Regions from separate parts of the Homo sapiens genome. Here all the other regions are linked to region 7. The links are chromatin contacts, found by Hi-C or POLR2A ChIA-PET in ENCODE. All regions are on one chromosome and are shown on one strand. Each heading gives the region's core, a stretch centred on a gene start or an enhancer-like site at or near the end of the contact. The rest is flanking DNA. Distances are from core to core; before and after follow the strand shown. Region 1 holds the start of RAPH1 (Ras association (RalGDS/AF-6) and pleckstrin homology domains 1). Region 2 holds the start of CFLAR (CASP8 and FADD like apoptosis regulator). Region 3 holds the start of ORC2 (origin recognition complex subunit 2). Region 4 has its middle 20 kb from the start of CASP8. Region 5 holds the start of CD28 (CD28 molecule). Region 6 holds the start of KCTD18 (potassium channel tetramerization domain containing 18). Region 7 holds the start of BMPR2 (bone morphogenetic protein receptor type 2).

Evidence for each region. A loop is a pair of places that touch in the nucleus more often than their neighbours do. ChIA-PET counts read pairs that join two places held with the same protein, here RNA polymerase II (POLR2A). Pooled maps may share reads with other maps.
Region 1: a loop to region 7 is called in a pooled map, with 9 times the contacts of the local background. The contact joins the promoter of RAPH1 here to the promoter of BMPR2 in region 7. A Hi-C loop is called at or near these places in 8 of 50 pooled maps.
Region 2: a pooled map shows a loop between it and region 7 (5-fold over the local background). The contact joins the promoter of CFLAR here to the promoter of BMPR2 in region 7. A Hi-C loop is called at or near these places in 5 of 37 single-sample maps with no recorded cell type and 10 of 50 pooled maps.
Region 3: a loop to region 7 is called in a pooled map, with 12 times the contacts of the local background. The contact joins the promoter of ORC2 here to the promoter of BMPR2 in region 7. A Hi-C loop is called at or near these places in 9 of 50 pooled maps. POLR2A ChIA-PET finds 5 or more read pairs at or near these places in 3 of 52 experiments (GM12878, HEK293T and activated T-cell).
Region 4: a loop to region 7 is called in a map of B cell, with 6 times the contacts of the local background. The contact joins the enhancer-like site here to the promoter of BMPR2 in region 7. A Hi-C loop is called at or near these places in 1 of 168 maps with a recorded cell type or tissue (B cell), 1 of 37 single-sample maps with no recorded cell type and 5 of 50 pooled maps. POLR2A ChIA-PET finds 5 or more read pairs at or near these places in 1 of 52 experiments (GM12878).
Region 5: a loop to region 7 is called in a pooled map, with 5 times the contacts of the local background. The contact joins the promoter of CD28 here to the promoter of BMPR2 in region 7. A Hi-C loop is called at or near these places in 1 of 37 single-sample maps with no recorded cell type and 5 of 50 pooled maps. POLR2A ChIA-PET finds 5 or more read pairs at or near these places in 1 of 52 experiments (GM12878).
Region 6: a loop to region 7 is called in a pooled map, with 5 times the contacts of the local background. The contact joins the promoter of KCTD18 here to the promoter of BMPR2 in region 7. A Hi-C loop is called at or near these places in 2 of 168 maps with a recorded cell type or tissue (B cell and CD4-positive, alpha-beta T cell) and 6 of 50 pooled maps.

The regions. Positions count from the first base shown.
Region 1 is chr2:203,533,754-203,537,905 of GRCh38, reverse strand. RAPH1 (Ras association (RalGDS/AF-6) and pleckstrin homology domains 1) reads left to right here and starts at 2,605. Exons shown (of 14, transcript NM_213589.3): 1 at 2,605-2,795. RefSeq lists silencers at 2,457-2,526, 2,577-2,666, 2,737-2,836.
Region 2 is chr2:201,114,102-201,118,209 of GRCh38, reverse strand. It overlaps CFLAR (CASP8 and FADD like apoptosis regulator), which reads right to left and starts at 2,046. Exons shown (of 10, transcript NM_003879.7): 1 at 1,729-2,046. LOC105373836 (a long non-coding RNA gene) reads left to right here and starts at 1,526. Exons shown (of 3, transcript XR_923785.3): 1 at 1,526-3,266. RefSeq lists enhancers at 111-160, 1,801-2,060 and a silencer at 1,561-1,770.
Region 3 is chr2:200,962,240-200,966,135 of GRCh38, reverse strand. It overlaps ORC2 (origin recognition complex subunit 2), which reads left to right and starts at 2,476. Exons shown (of 18, transcript NM_006190.5): 1 at 2,476-2,646. LOC105373835 (a long non-coding RNA gene) reads right to left here and starts at 2,704. Exons shown (of 3, transcript NR_187976.1): 1 at 2,506-2,704. RefSeq lists a silencer at 2,067-2,465 and an enhancer at 3,174-3,243.
Region 4 is chr2:201,238,447-201,242,336 of GRCh38, reverse strand. It overlaps a transcript of CASP8 not described here. Among named protein-coding and RNA genes, the nearest start is that of CASP8, 20 kb to the left of the region's middle. Within about 2 kb of position 2,601, at least 11 of the 41 ENCODE cell types and tissues checked have a DNase peak (open chromatin) inside an H3K27ac peak, as active enhancers do.
Region 5 is chr2:203,704,258-203,707,976 of GRCh38, reverse strand. It overlaps CD28 (CD28 molecule), which reads right to left and starts at 1,338. Exons shown (of 4, transcript NM_006139.4): 1 at 1,229-1,338. The coding sequence starts at 1,280. RefSeq lists an enhancer at 1,309-1,458.
Region 6 is chr2:200,508,451-200,512,051 of GRCh38, reverse strand. KCTD18 (potassium channel tetramerization domain containing 18) reads left to right here and starts at 1,984. Exons shown (of 7, transcript NM_152387.4): 1 at 1,984-2,424. RefSeq lists a silencer at 1,752-2,211.
Region 7 is chr2:202,373,998-202,377,576 of GRCh38, reverse strand. It overlaps BMPR2 (bone morphogenetic protein receptor type 2), which reads right to left and starts at 1,250. Exons shown (of 13, transcript NM_001204.7): 1 at 27-1,250. The coding sequence starts at 102. RefSeq lists enhancers at 1-688, 1,843-2,132, 2,243-2,402 and silencers at 743-802, 873-932, 1,063-1,552, 1,703-1,752.

The DNA of each region.
Region 1 (4,152 bases), core at 1,356-3,855, 1.2 Mb before region 7:
GAAAGTGACCTTTTTTCTCTTTTAATTAACCTTGATCTTAGGCTAAGCACTTGGAGAAGAGTTGGCTAAGACCTATGTAAAAGGCACTCAATGGTCTATTTTTTTTTTTTTTCTGAGATGGAGTCTCACTCTTGTCACCCAGGTTGGAGTGCAATGGCAGGATCTTGGCTCACTGCAAGCTCCACTCCCAAGTTCAAGTGATTCTCCTGCCTCAGCCTCCTGAGTAGCTGGGATTACAGGCACCCGCCACCATGCTCAGCTCATTTTTGTATTTTTAGTAGAGATGGGATTTCACCATGTTGGCCAGGCTAGTCTCCAACTCCTGACCTCAGGTGATCCGCCCACCTCAGCCTCCCAAAGTGCTGGGATTACAGGTGCGAGCCACCACTCCTGGCTTCAATCGTCTATTTTTTTAAGGAGGTTTAAATGAATCATCTTCCTTGTAAGGTATCACACAGCCTAGTACATTTAATGACAATAGGATTCATTAAGTTTGGCACCCAGGTGTGTCTAATGTCAACAAACTTGGTCACAAGGGAAATGAGGTGAAAGACTAGATACATTTGTATAAAATTATCACTTATGAAAAATTTTAAAGCATTTATTAATTTATAAATACTTATTGTGCAAGATACTATGCTAGATATTGTGGGAGATACAAGGATGAATAAAGTGTTGTATTATATTCACTTTTGGAGGATAACTTCTTGAAATAATTAGGTGGCAAATGATGATTCCCACAAGAAAGGAAGAGAAGTCTAAAAGAAGTTGGTCAGCAGGATCATCTTCATTTATAAGAGATAGTATTATTCTTTTATTATTTTTATTTTTTATTATACTTTAAGTTCTAGGGTACATGTGCACAACGTGCAGCTTTGTTACATATGTATACATGTGCCATGTTGGTGTGCTGCACCCATTAACTCATCATTTACATTAGGTATATCTCCTAATGCTATCCCTCCCCCCTCTCCATCCCCCCAACAGGCCCCTGTGTGATATATTCCCTGCTTTGTGTCCAAGTGTTCTCATTGTTCAAGTCCCACCTATGAGTGAGATCATGTGGTGTTTGGTTTTCTGTCCTTGCGATAGTTTGCTGAGAATGATGGTTTCCAGCTTCATCCATGTCCCTACAAAGGACATTAACTCAACCTTTTTTATGGCTGCATAGTATTCCGTGGTGTATATGTGCCACATTTTCTTAATCCAGTCAAGAGATAGTATTATTCTATACAAGAATATTGACATACCTACTGAACTTAAAATACAAAAGGGCAGTTATGTTTCAAAAGTACAGATATCTCAAGTGTGAAAGGCAGCCAGTATCTGTATTGTATGGTTCTAAATACCAATTTGAAACAGATTGTGTACCAGTTTGGAACAGATTGTACAAAAAAGACTGAAACCACTTGAAAGTCCTCAAGAATATCAGGAAGTAAGAATGTAATTAACCAAACCAGGATTTGGCCCCAGGACAGAGAAATGAACACTCTCATTCTTAGAGAGGGAGCTAGGATTTCAGGAATGTACAGTCAATGCTTTGTGAAAATTTAAATAAATTCTTAGCAAGCAGATGGGAAGACATGAAAAAGCAATGTTCATTGCAACCAATTTCAGGTCACACTCCCAATTTCTCAATTGTTTTAATGCTGTCAACAAACTTGCTTTGCATGTAGCCAAGCAAACATAACTTAGTTCCATTTGTTCCTTTCTTTGATCAACTTTAGGTGAAGGTCAAAATAAGGACATACTTAAAATCTAAAAGTCTGCCGAAGTCAAGCCTGCATCTAAAGAGGCAGCAGCTGAGCTTAGCGATAAGGAAAAATGCCGACACCTTACTACTACACAATTCCGATGGGGTGGGGGGACAGAAATTAAGGAGGCAGGATTAACAGATTTCGAAGTTTAAAAAGTAAAGGTCATCGAAATGTCCCGTTCCTAAGTTTCCCAATACATTCCATGAAACTGCAGAGACTTTTTGGCCAAAATGGGATTTCCTAAAGAAGGGCCTCACAGATCTCAACGACAATGGTCCTGTAAGTGACCGAGCCAACCCCGGATGCGTTTCTGGAGTCTCTGAATACACGGACAGCGTATAAAGGTGGATGCGTACAGCTCCCTGACAGAACTGCTGGAGGCTGCTGTGCCTCCCAGGGCGCTAGGACAGAGGCTGCTGGGCCGGCTTCCTATGAAAGGCGAGCAGGGGGTGGGGCAGCACTGGGATTTTCCTCCCCACTCATTCATTCTCTGATTCACTCGTTCCTGTAGGCGGCTCACAGGGACTTGCGGAGGAAAGGCGAGGCACGAGCGGAGCCGCGGTTGAGTGCGGCCGGGCGCGGCCGGGCGCCTGAAGGGAGGGCGGAGGGCCGGCGCGGGGCGCGGGCTAGGGAAGGGCGGCGGGCGCGGCGGCCTGCGCCGGAAGTGAGTGGTTGGCGGCGGGCGGGGGCGGCGCGCGGTCCCGCGCGAGTCGGCCCTACAGTCGGCAGTCCGGCCCTCAACCCCGCCTTCTGCGTCTCGGCTGGACGCGAGCACACTCGGCTCCGCCGCCGCCGCCGCCGCCGCGGGGCGCTGCGGCCGCCCCGCCCCCGCTCCCGCCGCCGCCCGCCAGTCAGTCAGTCAGTCAGTCAGTCAGTCAGTCAGTCAGTCACTGAGCGCGCGGCGCGGGAGCTGCTGGCAGTCGCTGCGTCTCTGGCGAGGGAGCGCCGCGCCTGGGGAGGAGGCGGAGGCAGCGGCTGGAGGAGCGCGAGCGGCGGTTTCCTTGCCCGGGGCCGCGGGAAGGCCGACCGACTGCCGCGGTGAGTGGTTAGCCTCGCCCTCGGGGCCAGGGGGTAGGGAGCCGGCTGGGCGCGGGGCCGTGAGGCGCTCCTGCCGCTCCCGCCTCCATTTTCCCGGCGCCCGGCCCCGCCATCCGGGTGCGGTACGGTCGGCGGCAGCCTGGGGCGGGGTCGTTGCCAGGTTGGGGATCGGGCCGGGGCTGGCTGGACCGCTCCCGGCTGGTGGATGGAGGTCGGTGGGGCCTGGACTGCACCCTGCGCCCCTGGGGACCGCGACGGAGGGAGACAATGAGATAAGGGGCCGCCTGGGAGGGTGCGGTTAGGCTTCTCCGACCCAGCACCGGGGGCTGGTGGCCCGGGACCGCAGGGAGGAAAGGACTTTCCCCCGCCCAGCTGCAGAAACCAGCTACTGGATGTCGGGTTGCTTGGGTTTCGATGCCCCCATCTTTCATAGATGAGTTCAGTGCAGAGATTTTGAAAGGCGGGGCTCCTTCTGTGTCTTCTTTCTAATTAAACAGGATAAGTAATTGCTTCATTGCTTTTTAACCGCGTCTCCTCTTGCGGTCTGTATTATACATTCCCGCCGGAAATCCAAACTGCAATTCATGGGGGGGGGGGGGGGGTGGACGGAGGGAGGGGGCAGTGTGATAGTATTAGGATGCCTTCGTGTTAAGACAGGTTGAAAGATGTGGTTTTCTTAAGGCAGTGACTTAGGGTGTCCCCACTGTGTGAGCTGGAAACCGCATAAACCTTATTGCTTACAAGCTCGAAGACATGGTTTAATATGAAATAAGAGCCTTGAGGGAGGGTGTAAGTGTTACATGTGTCTTGCGTGTGTGCATTTCTTAAATTCTTTGGGAAGATCCGTTGGGGAAATCCGGGAGAATGGAAAAGTTCTTCACTCAATCTTCCAATAAGGGTTGATGTTGTCTGCAGCATTTCTCAGGGAAATGTGGAGAGCTGCTTATGTAGGTAAAGTCCACCGTTAAGGAACAGTAAAGGTAACGGGTTAGGGATGAGGCGTGATCGGATTATTAAAGAGTCAGTCCATGGGGATATTAAATTCAGCAAACATTTATGGAATACCTACTCTGTCAGTTAGGCTGGGTGACACCAGGTGAACAAGCATGGGGTGGTGGAAAGAGCTCTTCGGAGTGGGGGAAACCGTACGCCCTGGAATTGGCTTGCAATGTGAGTTGGATAAGCTATTGAACTCTGCAGTACGTTCCCTATCAGTAAAATGGGAATAACACCACCTGTTTACCTCCCCAGATGTTTTTCATGTAGATTAAATGAGATAATGTATGCAAAATGCGTAGCACCTTGCCTGGCATAGAGGTGTTTAACAGCACCTTAAATTCCTTTCCTCCTCGGGGTG
Region 2 (4,108 bases), core at 797-3,296, 1.3 Mb after region 7:
TAAAGTCGCTAGAGAAAGCCATTTTAACGAGGACATTTGACCCAAAAGCTTAAGTAAAGCAAGTATTAACAAAACAAGAAAATGGATGTAAAGCAAACAGTAAACATTAAAAACTCCCTTTCAACCCAGTCTTTTTTGTTTAGATCTTGGAGTTGGGCCGGGCATGGTGGCTCACGCCTGTAATCCCAGCACTTTGGGATGCCGAGGCGGGCGGATCACCTAAGGTCAGGAGTTCGAGACCAGACTGACCAACATGGAGAAACCCCGTCTCTATTAAAAATACAAAACTAGCCGGGCATGGTGGTGCATGCCTGTAATCTCAGCTACTTGAGAGGCTGAGGCACGAGAATCGCTTGAACCCGACAGGCGGAGGTTGCGGTGAGCAGAGATAGTGCCATTGCATTCCAGCCTGGGCAACAAGAGTGAAATGCTGTCTCAAAAAAAAAAAAAAAAAAAAAAGATCTTGGAGCTCCAGCCAGGTTTTTTGTTCAACGAAACTTTTGTAAGGTTATTTAGGGGAATCACCAAACCGAAAAGTGCCAAAAACTCCGTTCCTCTTATCGGAAATCTCTCTCTAAAGCAGGTCAAACCTTCCAGAGCCCGCTGTCTGTTGTAGATTATCGCAGTTTGTTGATGTCCAAAAAGCTTTACTTATGCTATACGCTATCCCCCTACTGGTTTCACCCCTCATTGCTTAAGAACAAATTTCAAATGTCAACCAATTAAAATATTCGCAAGACCTCTGGCGTCCTTGAATTTACTTCCTGCCCGTGGAGCCAAAAACTGATTCTGAATTTCAGTGGCCTTTGTTCTACTGCGTGCCACTGTTAATATTAAAAGAACATGGCCTTCTGTCCAAATCCAGACACCCTCAAGCAAGAACATCTTGAAGCCAGTTTACATTTCCCAGTCGTTTTGAGGCGGTGGAAAAGTGGCAGAAACAGGTTCATTTTAAAAGGCTCTAAAAACTTTTCATTAGCCAAGCATTCCCAGCTTTCCCAAGGCAAGCTTTCCTTGCACTTGGGCAAAATAGACATTAAACTGCTCTGGAAAATAACCGCCCTGACCAGGCTATTGTGAAATTCCCTCCAGGGCGGCGGCTCCCACTGAGTGAGATCGAGCGCATACACAATTGTTGGGAAAGTCCACGTTCCCAACAACTTTCGAAAGGAAAAATGCCAGATCTTCTCAACAGTTCACCCCAAGAATTGAACTCTCAAGATCATTTTAAGCAAAGTTTACACGACGCTGAGGGCCCGCCACTGAAGCTCGCGGGTGGGCCTCTGGGGCTGCGGCTGCAGGGGGCGGCCAGAGTTGGCCAAGGGTTACTTCCGGTCTCTCAGGTCCATCGGGGTGCAGCTTGTACCGCTGTGGCCCAGGTCGCCCCTTTCTGGGAATCCGGGGCGGAGTTGCGGGTAGAAGGGGTTCGGGGGTTCGGAGCCGGGCGGAAACGGAAGCGGGGGCATTCCGCAAAGCCCGCGGTAAACAACCGAGATAAGGAACCTACAAAACTGAGTCAGGTTCCAGAAGCGCCCCCGCCATCCCCTGGCCACTGCCGGCCACCTGCAGTTTCCCGGAGCGCAGGGCTGTGAGGAGCGGCGCGGGGTGGGACGCGGGGCGCGGCGGCGCAGGGCCTGCTGCAATGCTGACTCAGGGCCGGGCGTCGGGGCTTGGGGTCTGGGACAGCTCCGGCGCCGCCAGCGCGGGGGTCGAGCGCGGGGCACGTACCGTCCTGTCGCGGCCGGACTCTCCTGCCGCTGCCACCTCAGCCTTCGCTCCCCTAGACGCCGGGAAGGCGCACCCAAGATGGAGGCAAAGAAACCGAAAGCCTGGAAGCGGACTTGGTGCTGGGCGATCGCTGTTCGCGGCGCTTCTCTCCTACACCTCCTCCCGTGGTCCTTGTTGTCTCAGCTGTCACTGGACAAAAGTCCAATAGCCGGCACTCACTGTGTGAGGCCGAGTCCCCACCCCTAGCTCCGGGAGTCCCTTTTAGTTGAGACTCGTCGGTGAGGCTGCAAGCTCGCTGTTTCCTGCTATGGCTTGTGTGACTGAGTATGCAGTAACCGGGGGTGGATGTCGACACAAGTTCCACGCGTTAGGAGTAAACACTGCGAGTGTTTTTTTTTTTCTTTCTTTCTTTCCTTCTTTTTTGAGACAGAGTCTCGCTCTGTGGCCCAGGCTGGAGTGCAGTGGCGCAATTTCAGCTCACTGCAACCTCCGCCTTCCTAGTTCAAGCGATTCTCTTGCCTCAGCCTCCCGAGTAGCTGGGACTACAGGCACGCGCCAGCACGCCCGCCTAATTTTTGTGTTTAGTAGAGACGGGGTTTCACTGTTGGCCAGAATGGTCTCGAACTCTTGACCTCGTGATCCGCCCGCCTCGGCCTCCCAAAGTGCTGGGATTACAGGCGTGAGCCACCACGCCCGGCGCGAGTGTTTACAATTGTTGTCTGGGAGTCATAGCAAACGTGAACACACTTTGTGGTTTTTTGTGTGTATGTTTTTGTTTGTTTTTTTTTGTTTTCCTTCTTGAGACAGGGTCTCGCGCTGTCGCCCAGGCTAGAAGGCAGTGGCGCCATCACAGCTCACTGCAGCCTGGATTTCCCGCTCTCAAACCATCCAGCCCTCAGCCTCCCAAGTAGCGGGGACCACAGGTGCAAGCCACCATGCCCGACTAATTTTTTTTTTTTTTTGTATTTTTAGTAGAGATGGGGTTTCACCATGTTGGCAAGGCTGGTCTCCAACTGCTGGCCTCAAGTGATCCTTGCCCGCCTCGGCCTCCCAAAGTGCTGGGATCACAGGCGTGAGCCACCGCGCCCCTCTACGTTTTTATTTATTCCTAATAACTACTTTATTGTGATTCTTAAAGAGCTTTAACTTTTCTTGAGATAATTTTAAACTCACAGGAAAGGTGAAGAATAATACCAAGAGAGACTAACAGCAGGACGGCATGAAGAGCTCGGGATTCACCCCTAGTGAAACTGAAAATTATTTAAAACAACAAACAACCATTAACCATTTAAAGCCTTTGAAATGGTCCTAAGGGCAAACAGCAAATGAAGAAACATCTGTTCCAAAAAATCTATGAAAACTCTTGGATCAGAATGTGAGAGTCAGTCTGTGGTATTTAAACCAAACCTCTCCCTTTGTTCAGCAAGAGACTCCACTCCAGACTGCTGCAACTCAGAACCTCTCTCTTCCCACAGCTCCCAGTCAGAGACCAGCATATCAGCATTTCTCATCTTGCCCCTAGCTACCTGATGCTGAAGGTAAATCCTGGGGGAGTGTGGTGGAGAGGTGGGAGATTCCTTCTTCCATCCAGAGGCTCTACCTTGGGTGGAGTGCTGAGACACCAGAGGAGACTTCAGCTCTTTTTCTCCATCACTTTCACCCCATATTCACCCCCAACCTTTTTTTTTAATCTCTCCATCTTCCCAAGATAGTTATATTCTGTTTGATTAATCTTCAGTATATATGCTATTATAATCATGTAAACGGTAGTCACAGCCAAGTTATGTACCAAACTATGATTACTTTTCCTTTCCCACACAACTTTTAGTTTTTTCTGGAGTTAATAATTGTCTTGTTTTGTTGGTTTTTCCATGTAATTCTATCCTAAACTCTGTCAGTTATCCAAGTTTGGTTTTTTGTTTGTTTTTGAGACAGGGTCTCACTCCAGGCTGGAGTGCAGTGACCCGATCACAGCTCACTGCAGCCTTAACCTCCCAGGTTCAAGTGATCCTTCTGCCTCAGCCTCCTGAGTAGCTAGGACTACAGGTCCTAGCATGCCACCATGCTAGGTGTGCCACTACAGGTGCCACCATGCCCAGCTAATTCTTTAAAAAAAAATTTGTGGCCCGGCGCAATGGCTTATGCCTGTAATCCCAGCACTTTGGGAGGCTGAGGCGGGTGGATCACGAGGTCAGGAGTTCAAGACCAGCCTGGCCCAGATAGTGAAACCCCATCTCTACTAAAAATACAAAAAATTAACTGGGTGTGATGGCGGGCGCCTGTAATCCCAGCTACTCAGGAGGCTAAGGCAGAGAATTGCTTGAACCCGGGAGGCGGAGGTTGCAGTGAGCCTAGATTATGCCAGTGCACTCTAGCCTGG
Region 3 (3,896 bases), core at 1,227-3,726, 1.4 Mb after region 7:
CATGGGGAGTTGCCATTTTATGGTCCCCTCTGACTTCAGCTTCCTGCTGCTCCTAAATCCTGTGTCTCCATTCTGAAGGTATGGCTCTTTGTTTTTATCTTAGTGTCAACCTAAAAGCAAAACTCAGCTCCTTCCCTCTATTTTCCACACATATACCATAAAAACTACATCCAAACCCACCACTCACACCAAGGCCTCTGTGGTCTGTAGAAGCCTTTTTTCAAGATGTGAGAAGGAGAGGAATGAAGGGGAGTTTACTGACATCATAGAAATATAAAAAAACAGCCAGGTGCAGTGGCTCACACCTGTAATCCCAACACTTTTGGAGGCCGAGATGAGTGGATCACTTGAGCTCTGGAGTTGGAGACCAGCCAGAGCAATATGGTGAAACCCCCACTCTACAAAAAATACAAAAATTAGCCGGGTATGGTGGTGTGCGCCTGCAGTCACAGCTACTCAGGAAGCTGAGGTGGGAGGTTTGGTTGAGAGCAGATAGTCGAGGCTGCAGTGAACAGTAATGTTGCCACTGCACTCCAGCCTGGGCGGCAGAGGGAGACTGCATCTCAAAAAAAAAAAATTATATATATAAAAAACACACATAAGTTGAACATATCTATTCAACATTCCTAGATCTTCATCTTTTTTTCAAATTTCTTTTCTTTTTTAAGAAATGGGGTCTCGATGTGTTGCCCAGGCTGGAGTGCAGTGGCTATTCACAAGTGAGATCACTGCTCACTGCATCCTGGAACTCTGGGATGCAAACAATCTTCCTTTTCTCAGCCTCACAAGTAGCTGGGATTACAGGTGTGTGTGCTGGGCTAGTCATCTTCACATTTTTAAACACTCTTCAAACACATCATTGTTAACTGTTGAGCTATGTTCTCTTTATCTTCTGTCTCTAGTCACTCCCCAAATTCTTATTTATAATGCACAAAAAATTGCCTTTCTCTTCCATTTTCTTAACTCCACCTAGCCAAAATGGAATAATGAGGTATCAAGGCTATGATCATTTCTTTCTCAACTGGATTTCCTAAACAGCTCCCAAATCTTGTGACTCTATATCTTCCCTCCCAATCCTACCTCCTTTATCCAAAGATCTTTCAATACAAATCTGACCAGTGCCCTAAGGGCCAACTAAGCCCTTCATAATAACAGACCCAATGCTTGGCATTTTACACAGCTGTTACACGGATTTGGACCTTCTACCTGGAAAATTTTACCCCTCTTGGCCTGTTTTAAATCTATTCAACACAGGGGTTTCAGTTTAAACATCTCTTCCTCCTAGAAAATTGTTCCTGACTCCTTCTGGGCTTTTAATTAGCTACTCCTACCATGTGCTCCAATGCACTTCCCATATCATGGTATTTTTCTCAATATTGTCCGTTCAATATCTTCACGTGCTAGGTAACTACAGTGAATGCAGAGATCGTAGTTGTCTCGCTCGATAATGAATACTTATCTTCTGTTCGCAGAGTACTCTGTAGTTTTGTTTTGAGTAAGTGAATCCAAATGAAACAATACCCTGTTCTTAATACTGTATGGATCCCATCCAGGTTCATTCCTTTTCTTCCTCATTTTCTCTGTCTTGTCTTTTTTATATTTTGGATAGTTGAAGTCAATCATTTTCTCTGTCTATTCATTCTATTTCCCCAGCCTCTTCATCCCACTAGCCGTCCGATCCCATCTCCATATTCAGTGCTTCTCCTAACGTCTCTTCTTCTCCCTACCCCAAACCCTGGAGATGTACAAGATCCTACCTTTCACGCCAAATGAAGAAAATCTTTAAAAAAGAAATGCGAATCAATTTCCATTACCTTTTTCTTCAAAAGGTAGCTGGGAAACCAATGAACACTTTTTTTTTTTTTTTTTTTTTTTTTTGAGACGGAGTTTCGCTCTTGTTGCCCAGGCTGGAATGCAATGGCTCGATCTCGGCTCACTGCAACGTCCGCCTCCCGGGTTCAAGCGTTTCTCCTGCCTCAGCCTCCCGAGTAGCTAGTATTACAGGCATGCGCCACCACGCCCGGCTAATTTTGTATTTTTAGGAGAGACGGGGTTTCTCCATGTCGGTCAGACTGGTCTCGAGCTCCCGACCTCAGGTGATTCGCCCGCCTCGGCCTCCCAAGGTGCTGGGATTAGAGGCGTGAGACACTGCGCCCGACCCCAAAGAACACTTTTTAAAGATTGCTACAAGACAAACAGCTACCACTCAGCCAGCTACTGTGCAAACTTCCTCAGATCCAAACAACACTTCCTTTTCCCTTCCCCGGAAACGGAAAGAAGAAAGGAAAGGTAAGGCCCACAACTCAGGGCCCAAGAATCCGTTTTCCTCAGGTTTCCTGATGGGCGGGGCCGAATGGCCGGCGCCGACTGGACGGCAGAGCCGTCGCTCTTGGCCGACTCCTCTTCCTATTGGCTTCCTCGGGCACCGCCCCCTGAACAGGGCGGGAGATTCGGTGTGCCGCACGCAGGCTTCCCATCCCCCAGCTGGCCTCCGGTGCTCCTTACCTCCCCGGTGGTCGGGCGCGAATTACTGGAAATTGGCTTTTCCCGTTGGGGCCGAAGGTACCTTCCCTGCGGCGGCGACTCAGCGGGGTGTCGTTCGGCCGGCGTGACGCAGCCGGATCGGCGCCAGACGGAAACCTAGCGGTGAGTAGTGGGGTGTCGGGGCAGCCTGCCTCCCTTTTCTGCTTAGCTCGCGGCGTGTGAGGTGCGTCCAGGTGCACCCAGCCCCGCGTCGGAGCTTGGCCCCTAGCGTCCCAAGTCGCGCATCTCAGGACTTTCCCTCGGCACTTGGGGCATGGTCTTTGCGCCTCGCTGCCCCCCGCAGGCTGCCCGGGGGCTCGAGAACCCTTACTGGTGGAGCGCAGCCAACTGGCCAGAGGCTGGAGGCGCAGGCCAAAGTCCTTTAAGACTTGAGGTGAGAGGCTCACTCTGGGAGGACCTTTCGTTAGTCTGCCCCGCAGTTATAGGCCTTTTGTGCAAGGGACGCCTGATACTAACCTACCTGATTCCCAGCTTACGAAGCCCTCTGGTTGGAAAAGGAGAACTGTGAAGATGTGTAACGACAGTGGTAAAGTGCCCTGTGAGGTATGAAGAGGAAGAGATCGCGTCCCAGAACCACTGTAGCTAGAACCTTTGATGTCATCCCAGCCTGGAGGCACCAATGTGTCCTGCCAGCTAACTGATCGGTCACCTTGGAGCCATGCTTGGCTGTAAAATGTTGATAAGCCAGGCTCTTTTGGTAGAGCTTTTTAATTAAAAAGATGTTGAGACGTTACTTTTCATTTTACAATTGAAATCCTAATAGAATCATTACACTTTCCCGCAGTTAAATTGCAATCTGAAGAAAAATAGCACGGCCCTACACCGTTATATAAGGGCACTGCACGTTAAACGGACATCATCACTTATTGAGCAGTTTTTCTGTTAGATGTTGAATGAGTTAGAGATGTACAAGAGATCTGCATGGTTAAGTTGAAGTTTAAAGTAAAAATATCTCAGTGCACTGCAGTAAGGAGCTAAAAAAGAAAAAGGTTAAAGTAAAAATACCGATAATTGGGAGCATTCAGTGATGCTCTTTTATATATCAGGCACATCATTTCATTTAATCGTCAGGACTTTGGACAAAGTCACACAGTTATAAAGTATGGAGTGGAGATTGGAACTCAGGTTTCTCCAATATTAAAATTGGTGTTTAACCACTAATCTATCCAACCTTCTTTTTCAAAGGATTATGTTTTTAAAAATTACAGCAAATCTTTTATTTGTTTTCAAAGGAGAGTGTGTTGCTACCACTTGGTGCAATGCTAACACTTGGTGCTGCAGAATTGCCTTGAAGTAACTCCTTGAAAGGGGTTGGCCTATAAGCACCAAGGCAGTGCCTTGAGGGGTCATAA
Region 4 (3,890 bases), core at 1,352-3,851, 1.1 Mb after region 7:
CCAGAACTGTGAAAAATAAATTTCTGTGTTTTATAAGCCACCAGTCTATGGTATTTTGTTTTAGCAGGCTGAATGGACTAAGGCACTGTATATGCATGGATTTATTTCTGAGCTCTCTCTTCTCTTCTGATGGCCTATGTGTTTGTCTTTATGCTATTCCCATGCTGTTTCAATTACTATAGCTTTGTAATATATTTGAAACATATTATGAATCCCATATATGAAAAGCTCACATCTAATATAATACTCAACAGTGAAAATTTTCTTATATATGGTCTTGATGATGTTGAGACTCTATTTCCAGTTTGTTGAAAAATTGTTTAATCACGAAAGGGTATTGAATTTTGTCAAATGCTTTCTCTGCATCTATTGAGATGATCATGTTATCTTTATATCTTTGCCCTGTTAATAGGCCATTTCGCACTGATTTATTTTTGTATGTTGATCCATACTTGTATCCTAGGGATAAATGCCACTCAGTCAGGATGTACGATCATTTAAATGTACTGTTGAATTTGATTTGCTAGTATTTTGTTATGAGTTTTTATATGTATATTCATCAGAGATATTGACCTGCAGTTTTCATTTCTTGTGGTGTCTTTGTTTGGCTTTGGTATCGGGATAATGTTGGCCACATAAAATAAATTTGGAAGTGTGCCCTCTTCTTCAATTTTTAAAAATAGTTTAAGAAGAACTGGCATTAATTCTTCTTGAGATGTTTGGAAGAATTCACCTGTGAAGCCATCTGGTCCTGGACTTCTTCGTTTGGGGAACATTTTTGATTATTGACTAAACCTCCACATTAGTTATAAGTCTGTTCAGACTTTGTATTTCTTCATGATTCAGTCATCGTAGATTGGAAGGTTTTGTGAATTTATTCATTTCTTCTAGATTATCCAGTTTGTTGGAATAGAATTGTTCATTATAGCCTCATGTTTTTATTTCTGTGGCATCAGTTGTAATGTCTCCTCTTTTATTTCTGATATTGTTTATTTGAGTCTTCTCTCTTTCTTACTTAGCCTAACTAGGGATTTGTTGATTTTGTTTATCTTTTCAAAAAACCAATTCTTTTGTTATTCTTTTCAAAAAATTTGTTGATTTTTTTTCTATTGCTTTTCTATTCTGTATTTTCTTGGTTCCTACTCTAATCTTTGTTATTTCCTTCACTAATTTTAGGCTTAGTTCCTCTTCTTCTTCATCTTCTTCTCCTCTCCTTGAGGCACGAAGTTAGACTATTTACTTGAGATCTTTCTTCTTTTTCACTGCAGATGTGTATTGCAATAAAGTACCTCTTAGTACTTCTTTGCTTAGTACTGCTTTTATCCTGTAAGTTTGGGTATGTTGTGCTTTTCTTTTCATTTATCTCAAGATATTTCCTAATTTCTTTTTTTATTTTTATGGCCTAATTGTTGTTCAAGAGTGTGTTGTTTAATTTCCACATATTTGTGAACTTTCTATTTTTCCTTCTGCCATTGATTTTTAGTTTCATTCCATCATGGTCAGAAAAGATACATGGTATGATTTCAGTCTCTTAAATTTGCAAAGACTTGTTTTGTGACCCAACTTGTGATCTACCTTGGAGAAAGTTCCATGTGCATTTGAGGATAATGTGTGTTCTACTGCTGTAGGGTGGAACGTTCTGTGTATTTCTGTTCGGTCCATTTGGTCTATAATGTTGTTTAAGTCCCCTGTTTCCTTATTAATCTTCTGTCTGAATGTTCTATCCATTATTTAAAGTACAGTGTTGAAGTCTCCTACTATTTTTGTATGGCTGGCTATTTCTCCCTTCAGTTCTGTCATTGTTTGTTTCATATATTTAGGTGCTCTGATATTGAGTGCATATATTTATAATTGTTATATCTTCATGGTGGATTGATGCTTTTTTCATTATATAATATACTTTAATGTCTCTTGTGACAGTTTTTGACTTAAAGTCGATTTTGTCTGATATAAATAGAGCCACTCTTGCTCTCTTTGGGTTGTCATCTGCATGGAATGCCTCGTTCCATCCCTGACAGGAGGCATCATAGTTCTGCTCTTCTAAAGGGCAATGATTCTAATGTTTCTCTGTGGGTAGGGGGAAAAGGAAAAGACAGAAAAATAACAGAAAATGTGAGATAGTGAATGGCCTTAAGAATTCTTTTCTGTCCTTGTAGACAATGGGCCCTGAAGGAGAAGAGTGTTCCTGGGCCAAATCTGCATGCATACACACAGTTTGATCTGCCTGGCTTATGAGGGATTCACATCTAGGCCTTACCTCCCACATGCTAAAAATGGGCCTATTTGAGTAACATGGGTGCTTCAAAAATCTCTATGAACTAATTTGAGGGGAAAAGGGGCACAGATGCAGAGGTAACTAGAAGGGATCATAAGTCCCCAAAATGCTCTGAAACTAGGGCCTTGCTGGTATTGGATAGAAGGGCAAAAGAGAGCCAGATCTCAGGAACTTGGTTTCACTTATCAACAGACAAATGCTGTCCCAGCTTGCATCAGAAGCCATCAGGGACAATATCAAAAGTTTCATAATTACGGTGCAGTGTGAGCTTCCAGAGAGCAAGCTGTGGGAGGATCCGGGTAAGGATTGCCCGCCACCCGTGACGCCTCAACAGGGAGGAGCTCCTTGCTTGAAAAGGGAAAAAATTGCCAAACTGAAGAGGAAGGAAACTGAAAGTAGCCACTAAGAAAAAGCAAGATGAACCCAAAGCACAATCAATCCAAGGTAACTGAGAATTCAGGAGAAAACAAATTAGAAAAGTAAACTGATAAGAGTCTATGTAACTCCTTAAAAGGTTTGTTATTAACCAAAAAGTAAAAATCAAATAAGCCAACAACAACCAAAAAAAACACTAGAAATTAGATGAAGATATCCAATAGTTGAAGACAAACGTATTTTTAAAAAGTAAGGAAGCCGCCCCGTCCGGGAGGGAGGTGGGGGGTCAGCCCCCCGCCCGGCCAGCCGCCCCGTCTGGGAGATGAGGGGCGCCTCTGCCCGGCCGCCCCTACTGGGAGGTGAGGAGCCCCTCTGCCCGGCCACCACCCCGTCTGGGAGGTGTACCCAGCAGCTCATTGAGAACGGGCCATGATGACAATGGCGGTTTTGTGGAACAGAAAGGGGGGAAAGGTGGGGAAAAGATTGAGAAATTGGATGGTTGCCGTGTCTGTGTAGAGAGAGGTAGACATGGGAGACTTTTCATTTTGTTCTATACTAAGAAAAATTCTTCTGCCTTGGGATCCTGTAGATCTGTGACCTTACCCCCAACCCTGTGCTCTCTGAAACATGTGCTGTATCCACTCAGGGTTGAATGGATTAAGGGCGGTGCAAGATGTGCTTTGTTAAACAGATGCTTGAAGGCAGCATGCTCCTTAAGAGTCATCACCACTCCCTAATCTCAAGTACCCAGGGACACAAACACTGCGGAAGGCCGCAGGGTCCTCTGCCTAGGAAAACCAGAGACCTTTGTTCACTTGTTTATCTGCTGACCTTCCCTCCACTATTGTCCTGTGACCCTGCCAAATCCTCCTCTGTGAGAAACACCCAAGAATGATCAATTAAAAAATAAATAAATAAATAAATAAAATAAAAAGTAAGGAAAAGACTGGGTGCAGTGGCTCACACCTGTAATCCTAGCACTTTTGAAGCCCAAAGCGGGCAGATTACTTGAGGCCAGGAGTTCAAGACCAGTCTGGCCAACATGATGAAACCCCGTCTCTACTAAAAATACAAAAAATTAGCCAGGCATAGCGGCACATGCCTATTGTCCCAGCTACTCGGGAGGCTGAGGCAGGAGAATTGCTTGAACCCAGGAGGCGGAGGTTGCAGTGAGCCAAGATTACGCCACTGCACTCCAGCCTGAGTGACAGAGTAAGACTCCATCTCAAGAAAAAAAAAA
Region 5 (3,719 bases), core at 89-2,588, 1.3 Mb before region 7:
CCTTTTTCTAACTCTGAGAACACGTTGAATGAGCATCTTACTCCAGCCCACCCAAGTAACAAATTCTTTCTGTTAGGAATTGTGCTTGTGATTTTCCGAAGTTAATTTAACCCTGGATTTACCTGAGTCCATGAAATTACAAATCACACCATGTTAGATGGAATAGCATAATAATCAACAACACCGGCACTGGAGTCAGACTAAGGTGGTTCAGACCCTGCCTCCTATAGCTGCCACCTGTACATCCTTGGGCAAATCCCTTAATGTGCCTACCCCTCAGTCTCTTCATCTGAAATGAAGTTAACTGTAATACCTACCTTCTAGTTACGAGAACTGTGTGCTGCTCAAAGTGCTAGATGTATTATCCTCCTCATCATCGTCATTGGGAACTTAAAGAATTTTAATCTAAGAAAATACATTTTGGCCGATTGTAAAAGAAAACTAATTTATTAATATTGGTGTTGTAGCAGCTTCTGTGGTGACTCCAGAATTCATGTTGGAACTCATTCAATTCAGGTAGATAGAGTAATTACAGTTCACATTTATCTTGAAGCCTGACTGAGCTAAGCCCTTCGCATGGATTATTTCATTTTACCTCACAATGACCTTGAGGTGAGGTTTATTATTATTCCCACTTTACAGTTAAGGAAACTGAGGTTTGGAGAGTTTAAATAATAGCTAAGCCTAAGCTTACCTAGTGAGAATTGGACCTGTGTTAGGAACATAGGCAACCTAAATTCAGAGCTTCCAGAGCCAATCTACTTACAGCAGCTTTCTTAAATTAAAAAAAAAAAGAAAGAAAGAAAGAAACGATACATAAATTAAAAATTATTGGCCGGGCATGGTAGCTCATGCCTGTAACCCTAGCACTTTGGGAGGCAGAGGCAGGTGGATTGCTTGAGCTCAGAAGTTTGAGACCAGCCTGGGCAACATAGTGAAACCCCATCTCAATTTAAAATAATAATAATAATAATAAATTCTTGGGACACTATCAACTAATAGCTAGAGAAACTAATAGCTTAGAAAATTTATTTCCAAGGGACTTTTGTTAAGATACTATATTGTAGTCTGAGAATCAATGATTTTCAAAATAACACATTGCCCTATTACAGCAAAACTACACTTCAAATGTTCAAATTTCACACATTGTTAGAAATTTAAAATAAACTAAGCCAATTGGAAGACCTCAAAAAATATTTACAGAAAGAAAGACATTAACATTGTTTACCTGTTACTTGAATTGAAGGGAATAAGTTGAGAGCCAAGAGCAGCCTGAGCATCTTTGTCCTGACGATGGGCTAGGGTTCCAGCCCCTCCTCCCCGAGGAACCCGAAGTGTGAGGGGAACTGAAAGACGCACCTGCCAAGGCCTGAGAGTCTCCGTCATCCACGGCCACCACCACCGCCACCATCCCCTTAGGGCACATGATCAAGGCACTCAAACCACAAGGCATCCTGACTGCAGCATTTCACACAGGATATAACGTTGTTTTGATGACTTTAGACTTTTACTTCTATTTTTAAAGACTTTTTTTTTGTCACTGAAAAATAGTCGGTCACTACATGATGGGCTTATGGGAATTATTCTTTATTGATGGATATCAAGAGTTGTGTAAAAGGGGTGCTTGAAATCCAGCAGAGATTAAAGGGGAGACAAAGTGTTCTTAAGAAGGAACAGGCCGGGTGCAGTGGCTCACGCCTGTAATGCCAGCAATTTGGGAGGCCAAAGTGGGTGGATCATTTGAGGCCAGGAGGTCAAGACGAGCCTGGCCAACATGGTGAAACCCCGTCTCCATTGAAAATACAAAAAATTAGCCAGGCATCATGGTGGGTACCTGTAATCCCAGCTACTAGGGAGGCTAAGGCAGGAGAATCGCTTGAACCCAGGAGGTGGAGGCTGCTATGAGCCGAGATCATGCCACTGCACTCCAGCCAGGGCAACAGAATGAGAAAAGAAAGACAGAAAGAAAGAGAGAAAGAAAAGAAAAGAAAAGAAAAGAAAAGAAGGAAAGAAGGAAGGAAGGGGAGAGAGAAAAAAGAAAGGAAGAAAGAAAGAGAGAGAAAGAGAAAGAAAGAAAGAAAGAAAAGAAAGAAAGAAAGAGAAAGAAAGAAAGAAAGAAAGAAAGAAAGAAAGAAAGAAAGAAAGAAAGAAAGAAAGATGGAAAGAAAGAAAGAGGGAGGGAGGGAAGGAAGGAAGGGGGAGAGAGAGAAAGAAAGAATAAAGTCTCTAGCAGAGGAGAGATTTTCATAGGATGGGGACAGGTTGTGTCAAAAAGATAATGGTAAGAATTCTACTGAGGAATTGGGAAACATCTGCATAAACGTTTAAAGGAGTTACAAATATTAGAAATGTAACATTTGTGTAGGACATAAGGTAGCCCTCTGGAGCATTTAGCACACAGTGCTTGATTTATGTCAAGCCTCCTCCAACTCACTTCTAGGAACTTTGCAAAACCCATTCTACGTGCAAGCAGCCAGCCAGCTGAGTATCTGGGGGAGGTTCCCTAAGCAAAGGGAAAGTCAAAACAACATTCTATGTTCTTAGTGGGACAGTAAGGCAACCAAAAGCCCCTTGGTGTCTCATGCTCTCTATGTCCCTCAAGGTTAAGTAATAGGGCACAAAAGGAGGCTCCGTGGCAGGATTTCTGAGATTCATAACCACCACCCGACTGCACCCTTCTTCAACTCCCAGGCCCTTTGCAGAGAGGGTTATTCCACCAGCACGGCCAACTGCTCTCTTCTTCCGGCACCTACGTCAGTATCTTGTACTCAATGACTTCTTCAAAACTTTTCCAGTAATTTTTTTCTTCTTTTTGATAATCTAAGCTTTGTGCAATTACTCTAGTTGGGGGTTTTGTGTATGTGGGTTGTTTTAAAAGATAACTTGTATTGCTTTTTATTCTGACTATAAAAGTAAGGCATATTTCATTGAGAATGTTTAGAAAAATTATAAGCATTAAAACAAGATTCATCCACATTCTTACCACCCTAATATAAACACTGCTAATATTCTGGTCCACTGCCTTCCACCTGTTGGTCTGTTAAGATTTTTACATGTTTAATATCATGTTTTACTTATAGTTTTCATCAGATATGTACTATTATTTGTTATATCTTGAACATTTTCCCATGTCATTTAAGTATCTTTATAAACATTATTTGTAATTGATGCATAATATTCCATTCTCTAATTATATCATAAATTGTTTAACAAACCCCTAGTGTTGTTACCTTTTTTTCTTCGCTATTTTAAAATGCTACAGTCAAACTCTTTGATGACCTAGCTGTAAGAGGAGGCAGGCTTCATGTCCCTCCCTCCTGATCTGATAAATGACAGATCAAAAGTATTTCCTGTCCTGGTAGACCTTCTTTGTTCACACTTCAATTTTCCCACAAACACAGTCTTTGTGAACCCCTCTTACTAACACATCTTTTGGTCCTTTGGAGAAATTTGTCCTTGGAAATGATTCACTCACACTTCTGAACTATAGGTAAGTGACAAAGCTATGCCCTGAGTCCTGGAGAAGATTCACTTCTAGAATTTGACACAGTCTTCCTGGCTCTGATCCTCTATCCAGTTAGGGGAACCCATGCCTTCCCCAGGGCCTGAAGTCTATCTGGGGGAAAATTTACAGATGGCAAGGTGACCTTTCCTAAAAGGTCATCCATATTCTAGAGCCACCAGCCTACCCAGATCTTAAAACAAGAGGCTCTGAGACT
Region 6 (3,601 bases), core at 735-3,234, 1.9 Mb after region 7:
AATTCCCCTCAGATGCTTCCCTGTTATTACCTCACAGGTGTTCCCTTCAATAAATCTCTCACATGTCTAATCTGATAATATTGTTTGCTTCTCAGGGGATCCATATTAACACATTGTATTTGATCCACCAACAAATTTTATGTCATGTCTATCTCCTGAGTACCCCTCTTGCATCCATCCACTTCTCTTTATTGCCAACACTACTCAAGGAGGAACTAAGACATTTCTCCCCTGGATTATTGCAATAGTCATCTACTTCCATCTCACACCTTTCCAATCCATTCTCATCTCAGTAGCTGCAGTGATTATTTTTTTTTAATAGTAAATCAATTGTGTCACTTCCCTGCTTAAAACCTTTCAATAGCTTCTCATTATGCTTACAGTCAAATTAAATTTCTACCATGGCCACACAATACTTTAGAGTCTGGGCTCTTGCCTCTCTCTTCAACCTCATCCCATCTCATCTTCCCCTTTGTCCTGATGCCCACCAAGGCTCAGACATACTAGTGGCCTTTCTCTTCCTACAAATTGCTGAGTCCTTTCCTGCCTGAGGGGCTTCCGACTTGCTCTCCCTTCTTCCTAAAATACCCTTCCTCCATCTCTGCAGAAGGTGGACTCATTCTGACTCCTAGCCCTCAACTTAAATGTCCACTCATTTCCTCGCACCTAGTTATCACTCTCTGTCACCACTTTGCTTAGTGTCTGTTTCTCCCACTTGAACAAGGGCAGGCAAACTATGGCCCATGGACCACCATTTGTTTTTGTCTGGCCCATGATCTAAGAATGGCTTGTACATATTTAAGTGTTTGAAAAAGCTGCATTTTTAAAAGAATATTTTTTGACACATGAAAATTATGTGAAATTGGAATTTCAGTGTCCATAAAGTTGGAACTAGCAATGCTCATTTGTTCAGGTTTTGCCTATGCCTTCTTTTAGACTACAACTGCTGAGTTGAGTAGTTGTGCATGGCCCACAAAGCCTAAAATATTTACAGAACAAGTTTTCTGCATGTTGTACTGGAAAGTAAGGTTGAACGCCCATTATTTGTCTCTTCCAGTCCTTTACTCTCAGTGCTTGCTCCATAGCTAGTGCTTAATAATTACAGGTTGAACAAACCTTCCCTCTCTCCTAAGACTGTTAATATCTAAGGGGATAGGTTGACTTACCTCTCTTTGGCTTATTCTCTTCTAAGAGCCAGTCAGGGAAATTTGGAACCAAATATTTTTGATTTTGGGGAAGCACCTTGAAAACAGGACTGTTATATTTCTCTTGAAATATCTAGCACAGTACCTTGCACAAGGTAAGATGGTGCTAGAAACTGGAAGAACTGTTTTAGGGTTATCGTTAACAGGAAATTAAGTAGTGCATGCAAAGCACTTAGCACAGTGTCAGGTGTACAAAAGTGTTGAATAAATGTTTGCTCTCGCCTCAATTTTCCTTGCTATAATGGGAAATAAATATCACCCTTTATATCACTGTCACACAGACTAAACAAGAATGCTGTGTGTGAAAAAGCTTTGTAAGCTGCAGACACTATCCAGATAGACTTATCCAAGTGCAATATATTAACACACGTTGGCACTGAGCAGCCCTGTTTGGAGGGATGGGCACTGACCTGGGGGTGAGAACACTTAACATCCTAATTCTTGCCACTTATTAAGTGACCTTGGACAATCGCAACTTCTGCGGCTGTTTCTTCTCTTCACCTGTAAAACCAGCCTCTGAACACACAAGACCGTCCCTTGGGGTTCAGCCCTGGCCTTCTCTACCGTGTGTTTCCCTTACCTCCGGGATGGAAGACCCACCCGACTCCGAGGCGGCCCACTGGGGCGAGACGAATCTGGGGGCGGGGCGTGGCGTGGCGTGGCGTGCCCGGGACGTGGCCTCCCTCCCTCCCTGAGCCGCTGCCTCAGAGCCGGGCCGCACGGGGGCGCCGCTGGGGCCGCTCTGCTCCCGAGTTGCCGAGCAGCTGAGAAGGCGTTCACTTCCGCGTCCGCCCCGCGGCGTCCGGCGGCCGCGCCGAGGGTCTGGCGGGCCGCAGGTCAGTCTGGGAAGCTGCCGACCCGCCCCACCCCCCCGGTGCGGAAGAGCCGGGCGCGGGATGGGCCGCGGGCCCGGAAGGCGGCGGGGCGCCCTGAGGAAGGGCACGGGCCGCGCTGGTAACGCGCGCGCCCCGGGCTGCAGGCTCGGGCTTCGGGCCGATTTGGGGTCTCCAGGCCGCGGAAGACCGTGGCGGGGCTTTCTGGCTCCCCAGCTCCTCCCGGCTCTTCCCGCTTCGGAAGAGGAGTGTGAGCCCCTTGAGCGATGTTTTTCAAAGTGGGGTTCGCGGGCAGATCCCGACCCCTCCTCAGACTTTCTGAGGAACTGTGTGCTGTGGCCGGAGTGTCTTCGTTTTCCCAAGCGTCCCTGATGGTTTTGATGCAGGTGATCATAGGAATGCACTCTGGGGGACATTGTCCCCGAGGGCTGGACACTTTCCACATAGCAGGGAGCCTAACTGGGTGCTTTTGAGGATGGGGCCTGCGGAGTGCCCCCCTGGTGTGGCCTTGGAATGATGATGTTCCTATCCTTAGGAGAGACTGCCTGGGGTTGGGGTAGGAGGAGTAGCTCTTAAATCCTCGGGATCGGGGTGCTGCTGTGTTATCGTAGCCAAGTCTTGAGATGGACAGATGCTTAGAGAGTGAAAGGGCTGGGTCAGGATCCATAGGGGTGAAACAGTGCTGGAGGAGGCGGTGTGGGGTGAAGCAGGAAGAACTTGGGGTTCGTCCTGCCGTTCTGGATTGGGGCTGGCTCCACAACCTACTAGCAGTCAGTCCTTGTGTGGCCCCTGTACACATCACTCTTTTTTTTTACCCCAATGGCCTCATCTGTCAACAGGGACAGTAATTCCCATCCAATAGAGTTTTTGTGTGAATTAGGTAAAGTGTGTCAAGTGTCTCTTACAATGGCTGGCACATAATAAGCATTCAGTAAATGGGAGTTATTAAGAGTGACACAGGCCCTGGCTTCCTTGGCCTACAGACCAAAAAGTAGGGATTAAACAAGTGGGGTAAAAAGTGGACAGACACACAGTATATTTGTAGAATTGTGCAAGGATTCTAACTTGGGGGGCAGAAGGATACGTGGGACGGTCATGCAAGAAATTAGGTTTGCTGAAGGCCTTGAAGAATAGATAGGATTCCAGGGAGCCAGTAATGAGGCAGAGGGAACAAGTTCCATCCCATGCCTCAGAGGTGGCTCTCACACATGGATCTTTGGAGTGCTGCTCCCAGGACTTCTAGGCAGTGCGAGATGTCACATCCATAAGTGGTTTTGGAAGGCTGGACCTTTGGCCCATAATGGTTTCTGTTGCTGACCGTATTCTACACACATGGTCTTCCTCAGATTTTAATGGTCTCCTTCCATTTTATTGGAGACTAGCTGGCATCTACAAAACGATCTTAGTTGTTCACTGAGTAAAAGTGAATTGACATGGATGTAGTTGAGCCTTTTGGCAGCCATTTTCAACTTGCTATGAAATGTGTGGATACTGCAGATTCTCAATAATTGGGAGTACCTTTTTCATCACAGTATTGTTTTAGGTGGGAAAACACCACAGTGT
Region 7 (3,579 bases), core at 1-2,500:
GGGACGTGCCGGCCGGAGCTACTCACCAGCCGCAGTGCTGACCAGCAGGATGGTCCATGGTAGCCAGGGCACCCGCCAGGGCCGCTGCAGCGAGGAAGTCATCCCTGGGCCAGCCAAGAATCAGGAGGGCAAAGAAAAGAAATATGGGAAGTAGACCGGCGGAGAAACAGCCGGGAGGCTCGTCTTCTCTCCCGTGGACTGATCCTGCCCGTATCACAATACAGTTTGAAAGGACAAATGGCTGATGAGAGGACCTAGCTGCAGAGCTTTCATGCCGCTGCAGAAATTCCCTTCATTTCTCTCCCTCGCGGCTGGGGGGGTTCCTTCGCCTCGGACGGGGTGCCGCGGCCCTCCAAACGGAAGGCATGTCTGTGGGGAAAGCAGGGAGCCAAGAAGAAATCCCCCAAATTATTTCCCTCGTAGTTTCACGATATCAAAAAAATATCCAGGTCTGGGAGAAAACATATCCAGGGTGCGGAGGGCGGGGATTCGATCCGGGGTCGGGGGGCGAGGGTCAGAACTAGTTCCCGACTGCCGGGAAGGACGAAGCCGGACGGGCGGCGGCGGCGCCCGGCAGCCCTAGTCGCATCGCCCGCGGCTCCGGGAAGGCAGGATTCCTTAAGTTTCGCTTCGGTGCTTCCTTCACTCTGATTTCGAAAACAACAAATCCTCTTCCTTGACTGGATCAAAAAAGGTGCCTGCCTCCATGGACAAGCTCACAGTCCCCACGCCTTCGCAGAACAACCGTGAGAGGGTTGGGGAGGCCCTGGCGAAGGCTGAGGAGAGGTAGGAGCGGGGGAGGGGAGGGGTCGCGGTCGCGGCCCCGGTCCGGGCTCCCCGAGACGGCAGGCGGAGTGGGTGTGAGAGGCTGCCCCTTCTAGTCCTCCCGGCGGCGCTCCCTTCCCTTCCTCGCTTTTTATTCCTGCGGCTCGATCTTGCCTGAGGTAAATTCCACCAAGAAAGCCTCCTCTTCTCCCGTCAATGGCTCCTGTGAGCGAATCACAACCCCCCGAGGAAGCCGCTGCTGCTGCCGCCGCCGCCGCCGCCGCCGCCGCCGCCGCCGCCTCGTTCTCCCGCAGCTCTGGGCTCCTGACGGAACTCGGGCGTCGCGGACCGAGGGCGGGGGGCGGCGGGAGGGCGGATGAAGGTAGCCGGGGAAGGGGGTGGGCAGGGAGGCGGCGAGACACCCTGCGTCCCTCCGGGAGGCACTTCCAGTGGCTCCGAGCAGACCAGACACAAAGGGGGGAGTCGCCGCAGCTGCCAGTCTGCGGCGCTCCCGGTCACCGGAGTCGCCCCGCCTCCGCCGCCGCCTCCGCCTCCTCCTCAGTCTCCGGCTCTTCCCGGCCCTGTCTGTCTCTAGCCTGTGGTGCAGAGCGGGCGGCGGCGGCGGCGGCGCCGGCGGCGGGATGAAGCCCGCACTGCGCCTGCGCGCTCACGGCCCCGCCCGGCCCCGCCCCTCGTTCGGGGCTGGCTGAGGGCTCCGAGGCCCCACCGCAGCGCGTCTCTCCGGTGAATGGCCGAGGGCTGGGTGGGGCTGCGGTGGGCAGCGGTGGCCTTTCTCCTTCACACACATACACATGCCTTCCAAATGTGCATGGCTTGGGATTCGCGTATTTGTTTAAGAGACGACGGCCACATCCTTTTGTTCGGCGTTCAGCAGACTCCTCCGAGTTCCGGGATTTCTCCCGACTGAGGCGTCTCCGTCTCAGTACTCTCGGAGGAAAGCCTCGAGGGGCAGAACTGCCCTCTGTTGTTTCACGGGGCTGGAACCTCCCTCTCCGCAGCCCAAAGAATCCGGATGGACCCGCCTTTCCCAGAACCGGAGACCTTGGCCTCCTCAGGCTCCCCTCTGACTCAAACAAAAGCCGGAATTGGAAAGACCACCCCTTTGATGTGTTCGCTGTAATCGACGTCCTGCTTTCCTCAACCGCCCATTCCCTTAGCCTTCTTAGTTGACAGGAATATTGAGTATTTGCAAGGATGCGAAGCCAGAAAAAAAAAAAAGACTTTTAATTCTATAAATCGTCCCGCTGCGTGCGCGCGTCTGTCCGTACAGCGCGGTGCCCACCCCGAGAGAGGGCCTGGATTCACCAAGGCTGGGGGCCTTGAGGGCTTTTTAGGGCACGTGAAAGGAAAATGGAGTTAGAGTTGTGTCGGGATAGAGAGTGGGATCATTTTGCACTCAAGGAATTGAGAAGATCCCGTTGGTACCGCAGTTTCCAAGGATTTGTGTAGTGCGTTTTTTGGATCTGGTTTGTACAAGCGACCAGTATAGGAGACGGGATCCCTCCCGCCCTTACACCCCGCTGCGGGGTCAGCCGACGTGGGTGGGATTTTGCTGGCGGCGAGGGGAGAAGGTGACGTGCGTGGCGCCATGATCGGAAGTCTGGACTGAATTCTTAGCTGCGAGGTGGAAAATGCGCGTGGGAGGGCGATCTTGAGGGGTGAAGTCTGGCCTTCCCATCTCCTACCAGGCAGGAGGGTTATGCTGAAGGCTGGTTTTGCTGGTCTTTCATTGTGGCTAAGGGCAGTTCCACAGATACAGTCATAGATAGACTCCTTAAGTCATGCTCTGCTTGCTTCTTCTAGTCCGCTGTTACCTCTTTATCTGAATTTGATGTAAATAAATCTCCACATTCCTTAAACTGGTTCTGTTATACTAAACATCTTCCATAATTAGGGGTTGTAGCAATACCAACCCCGGATTCTAAGACTCTTTTTAGTTGAAATATGTTTATGCTGTTTACCCTTTAGACAGAGAAAAAAAAATTCTACCTAGTAAAATCCCTTAAAAAGACGAAGAGCATATGCTTTGATTCATTAGCTTTATTTATTTAGGTTTTATTTATTTATTTATTTATTTATTGAGGCGGAGTCTTGCTCTGTCGACCAGGCTGCGGTGCAGTGGCGCGATCTCGACTCACTGCAACCTCCACCTCCCAGGTTCAAGCAATTCTCCGGCCTGAACCTCCCGAGTAGCTGAGATTACAGGCGGCGCCATCACGCCCGGCTAATTTTTGTATTTTTAGTGGAGACAGGGTTTCACCATGTTTGCCAGGCTGGTCTCGAACTCCTGACCTCACGTGATCCGCCCGTCTCGACCTCCCAAAGTGCTGGGATTACAGACGTGAGCCACCGCCCCCGACCGATTCTTTATAGCTTTATTACTGTATTTTGTTTTGCCCAAAAGGTCTAAATTAGAAACGGTATTGTTTTACCATTTGTCTTTCAAGAACTGAGAGTTTCTAGCACTCAGAGAAATTGGATTTTAGTATGTTAGAGGTGCAGAAAGTTTAAAGTTTATTAATTCGTAGTACACTTTTATCTTCCTCAAATTGAGATCAAGTACTTCATCATTCAATTTTTATTTGCTTAAGATTTTTTCCAAGAAACATTAAGTGTCCTTTTTGTAGTTCCCCCTTATCCACCGTTTCAGTTACCTGCAGTCAACCACGGTCTGAAAATATTACATGGAAAGTTCCAGAAATAATAAGTGGTGTTTTTTTTTGTTGTTGTTGTTTTTGTTTTTTTTGAGACGTAGTTTCTCTTTTGTTGCCCAAGCTGGAGCACAATGGCACG